Linked DNA regions of Homo sapiens: region 1 is linked to region 2. Evidence: read pairs that join two places in POLR2A ChIA-PET (ENCODE). Cell type or tissue: PC-9. All regions are shown on one strand.

Evidence for each region. ChIA-PET counts read pairs that join two places held together with the same protein. Peaks named below come from ENCODE experiments on the same cell type or tissue, not always from the same donor. Only the 100,000 strongest peaks of a DNase experiment are listed, where the experiment ranks them.
Region 1: POLR2A ChIA-PET joins it to region 2 with 7 read pairs; 2 of 35 experiments call an interaction of 5 or more read pairs at or near these places.

Annotation. Positions count from the first base shown.
Region 1 is chr4:168,500,094-168,502,593 of GRCh38, reverse strand. All of the region lies in intron 1 of PALLD (palladin, cytoskeletal associated protein), which reads right to left. All of the region lies in intron 1 of LOC107986198 (a long non-coding RNA gene), which reads left to right. Among named protein-coding and RNA genes, the nearest start is that of PALLD, 4.3 kb to the right of the region's middle. In PC-9, no CTCF peak of the experiment used is centred here; a DNase peak (open chromatin) is centred at 1,003.
Region 2 is chr4:168,673,759-168,676,258 of GRCh38, reverse strand. The region is part of intron 3 of PALLD (palladin, cytoskeletal associated protein); the gene reads right to left. All of the region lies in intron 1 of LOC124900808 (a long non-coding RNA gene), which reads left to right. Among named protein-coding and RNA genes, the nearest start is that of PALLD-AS1, 26 kb to the right of the region's middle. In PC-9, no CTCF peak of the experiment used is centred here; no DNase peak of the experiment used is centred here.

The sequences.
Region 1 (2,500 bases), 170 kb after region 2:
GGTTTTTCTTCTGTTTTATCAACTGTTGCTTGTGTCCCGGGCTCTGTTTTCTGGTAAAAACTTGATAGAGTAATCAGTGCTAAATGTTAGTGTATACATATAACACATAACTGTTTGTGTCTACATATAAAATACACTTTACCTGCTCATTTCGCTAAAGCAAAATCAGTCATAGGTCAGACATTGTGTTAAAAAAAAGTATCTATAAAGACGTGGATGTCAGTCTTTCTCATTACCCTCAAAGAAAGTTTCTCATGAAAAAATTTGGAACTAGAAAAGCATTTATTCTATTTTCTGGCAATTCTGTTAGACAAAGAATTCTGTAAACTTTGATGACTCTTTCACACGGATACTAGCAAGCTCAGGGTTAAATTTCCAGTCATAGAAATTCAGATGTTTTTAGCTAAAAAAAAAATTTATTTTGCTTACTTTTCTCATTGTTTTATTCAGTCAGCATTTATTTATTGAGTGCCTACTATGTGCTAGGCACCTCTTTCATAGGCCAGGGACATAGCTGGAAAGAAGATAGATTCTCTGTCCTAGGGAGTTAAGATTCTAAGAAGAGAAAGGACAAAGGTAGTAAATTGAGAAAACATTTCAAGTTCAAAGCTTTTTATACTTGGTTTGATCTGCATTTTCTTAATTGATTTTGGGCAATTGTACTATGCTTTTATTGCATACAGCCTCAAACTAGCTTTGAAAGTTGTTAGGGTGCAGACATATAAGATAAAATGAAGTGCACATTCGCATGTTAATGTTCACATCTACAGACCACTGTTGTTTTGGGGGGCACACCCTTGGCGGGGAGGGTGGTGAAAGTCACAAGAGGAGAACATGCTCAGGTCAATGGTCCTTTAGGTTCCTTCAGAGTGTACCATGGGGGCAGCTGCCATGTCACCTCATGGCGCTCTGAAGGGAAATTCTCCCAGGTGAATTTCAACATGTGCCTAATGCCAAACTCTTCATCTTAAGCAAACATTTGGTGAAGCAAAGGTTTGGGAGGGTTGGCAAATATTGTGAGTCATTACAGAATCCTATCAACCTTGAATTGTCAACAGGCAGCTTATATCCTTATAAGCATCTTGGCTTATCCTAAGCAAATATTGCTTTCAAAGGTAAATGTCCACGGTGACCTATTTTGTTAACTCCCTGGGCATATCTCATTCTTCTTCTTCTCTTTTCCTTTCTTTTCAATTTTGCCCCTGCTGTAGTAGTGCGATGGTGTGATCATAGCTCACTGCAACCTTGATCTAGTGGGCTCAAAGGATCCTTTTACTTTAGCTTCCCAAGTAGCTGGGACTACAGGTGCATGTCACCAAGTCCTGCTAATTCTTTTTTATTTTCTGTAGAGATAGGGTCTCCTTTCATTGCCCAGTATTGTCTTGAACTCTTGGCCTCTGCAATCCTCCTGCCTCAGGCTCCTGAGTTGCTGGGATTACAGGCACAAGCCACCAGGCCTGGCTATTTCATTCTTTCTTAAGGAATTTTATGTCACTTAATTTATAGATTAATTTTAATTGTAATTTTATGGTTCGCAACTTCTCCCTAAGTTAGTGTCATCTGAATTCTGTTAGATTCATGGTATACTATAAAATATAGAACATATAAATAAGTTTTCATTGGTATGTATATTACACATTTGACATAAGTAATTTTGTGAATCTTATCTTGGCATGACTATCCTAATATTTGGCAAAACATTTATTTTTTAGATCCTGAATATGTACTATAGGCATAAATGTATATGGTTCACATTCATATATGAATATACAAATGATAGAAAAAATAGACAAATTTAAAAATTATGACTACCATTTGCCTTTAAAGTTGCTGACTTTTGGGGATAGATTACCTGAAAGCCAGCTCTATGATATTTGGGAGAATCCTCTATGTTGTCAGTTAAGAAATATTTATAGGGGGCTGGGCATGGTGGCTCACATCTGTACTCCCAGCACTGTTGGAGGCTGAGGCAGGAAGATCGCTTGAGCCCAGGAGTTCAATACCAGCCTGGGCAACATAGTTAGATTTCATCTCTACAAAAATACAAAAAAAAACCCAAAAACTTAGCTGAGTGTGATGGTGTGTGCCTGTAGCCCCAGCTACTCCAGAGGCTGAGGTGGGAGGATTGTCTGAGTCCAAGAGTTCTAGGCTGCAGTGAGCGATGATCAGGTCACTGCATTCCAGCTTGGGCAAAAGAGTGAGACCCTGACTCAAAAAACAAACAAACAAGACTTATGGGACCACCCCCTGGCATGATCCCCATGAATCAAGGCACTATTGACTGTTGAAATTACAACAGATTTCTTTGACGTGGAGGAACTTGGGGAAGACAAGGAATATACATGAGAAAGAGCAGAGTCTAGTAAGTAGAAAGAATTCAGTGACAATGCAAGTTGTTCCTACATAACAGCTTGGAAGTTACCTGCTTTCAAAAGTGAACAGTTTGATCCTCAGAACAATCCATGTAGTAGATGTTATTTTTCTATTTTATTGTTTGTAT
Region 2 (2,500 bases):
GGAATTAGAATGGTTTTAAAGAACGTTTAATGACATGGGTAGATGTCTGTGACAGAATAGGTTAAATTAAAAAAAAAAGTTCAAAAGAGTAGATACAGCAAAATTTAAGTACTCACATGTAGGAAAAAATTGGAAAGATAAAAATATTAAGAGTGACTGTCATAAGGCACTAGGATTAGACATGCTTTTTTATTTTTATTTTTTGAGACAGGGTCTCACTCTGTCACCCAAGCTGGAGTGCGGTGGTGCCATCCCAGCTACTTCTGCCTTGACCTGCTGGGCTCAAGTGACCCTCCCACCTCAGCCTTCCAAGTAGCTGGGACTACAGGTGTGCACCACCATGCCTGGCTATTTTTTTTATTTTTTATAGAGATGGGGGTCTCACTATGTTGCTCCAGCTGGTCTTGAACTTCTGGACTAAGTGATTTTTCTGCCTCAGCCTCCCAAAGTGCTGGGATTATAGGCATGAGCCACCATGCCTGGCCTAGACATGATTTTTATATCTTCTTTTTATCCGTACATTTTAGCTTTTTAAAAATAAAAATATGGTATTTAAAAATAATAATGGCCTACACTGTGTGCTAGGCACCACCCCAGTGGATTAACCCACTCAACCCTTACAACAATCTGATTTTCTCCAGATGAAGAAACCAAAGCATAGAGCCATCATAAAATACCATGAAAGGTTATTTTAAAATAGATAACACGAAGAATGGCCAAAGTTAAACTGGTTTAGCTTTTCTCCAAAAGTTTTCAAAACCCAGTGAATGGAATCTCTGCCTAGAGAGGCACGGCAGTGGTCCCAGCACCAAGGGCTTTACCCTATGTGATTACCAGGAACAATTCCACATTTCACATCACAGCACGCTTCACAATGTCACTTCAAAGGGGCACACATTTTATCTGATTATTCGTAGCACTGAGAACCTGTGTCTAACAGGACCTGCCAATCTGTGTCACGCTGGTTCTCTTCCCTACCTTTTTAACGCTGCCCTGCCCTCCTCTCCTCCTGACCCCAATCCTCTTTATCCACAAGGTCCGGTTTAATCCAGCTTCCTTCATCCCACATTTCAGGGCCACCATCTTGCCCTCTTCGGAGCTCATAAAGCTATTCATTTGACAGTCTGTGTAATTCATTTTACAATCACAGGGGGAGGCAGTGGTGGGAACTTGAGATGTCTGTATTTATTTTACATGTTTACATGGATCTTTCCTATTTACATAGGAAATTCTTGAGAAGCTCTCTCTGCCAGCTAGTTCTTGAGGGTACCCTCTCGCCATCTAGTACAGATTCCATTTCCTTTCCCCATCTTACTCTCCTCCCTCCTGCATGATCTATTTTTCTCTCTTGCACTATCTTCTTCAGCCTATATTCTAGTAAATCCTGCCTGAAAACACACACATTGTAAAAACCATCTTTTTGACCCCATGCTCCATTCCAGATACCAGCTCCTATCTCTTAGTTGGCAGTTAAGCCAAACTTCTCCAACAAGTATGTTATTTGCTGCTTCTCTTTCCATATTTCACAAACTTTTCTCAACCAGTACCATTTGATCTTTAACCCTGTTCAGATTCCTCAAGCTCCTCTTGCTAAAATCGCTGACAACATCCACTGTTGCTGACCCCAGTGGTTTTCTCCTGGCCCGCATCTGATTGGAGCTCTCAGCAGCAGCAGACACATCTTGCAGCCCTGTCTTCTGGAAACTCTTTCTCTTGCCTTCCCTTACAGCATTCTGCCTGGTTTCTCTCACACCCTGGGGGCTTTTCTTTCTTATCTTGTTTGCTGGCAACTCCTCTTTCAACAGGCAGGAGTATCCCAGGCTCAGATTCAGATCCCTTCCTCGTCCCCATTCCCTCTTCCTCCCTAGCTGATCTGTCTGGAGGTGTATCCAGTCCCACAGCTTTAGTTACCATCTATATCCTGATGCTCCCCAAATACAGCATTCTCACCCTGTGCTCTAGACATCTATGTTTATATTTGCAACTACCGGCCTGACACATCCACATGGCTAGCTAAATAGAGATTTCAAACACAGCATGTTCAGGCTGGACGCAGTGGCTCATGCCTGTAATTCTAGCACTTTGGGAGGCCAAGGTGGGCGGATCACTTGAGGTCAGGAGTTTGAGACCAGCCTGGCCACCATGGCAAAACCCCATCTTTACTAAAAATACAAAAATTAGCCGGGCATGGTGGCTCGTGACTGTAGTCCCAGCTATTTGGGAGGCTGAGGCAAAAGAATCACTTGAACCCAGGAGGTGGAGGTTGCAGTGAGCCGAGATCGCGGCATTACACTCCAGCCTGAGTGACAGAGCGAGACTCCATCTCCAAATACACACACAGACACACACACACACACACACACACACACAGCACGTTCAAAAGACAGCACTTAATTCCTTCTGTCTCCAATCCTATTCCTTTTCCGTCTTCCTCATTTCAGAGATTGGCACCGTTGTCCTCACAAACGGTATAGCTGAATCCACAGAGTCATCCCTGATT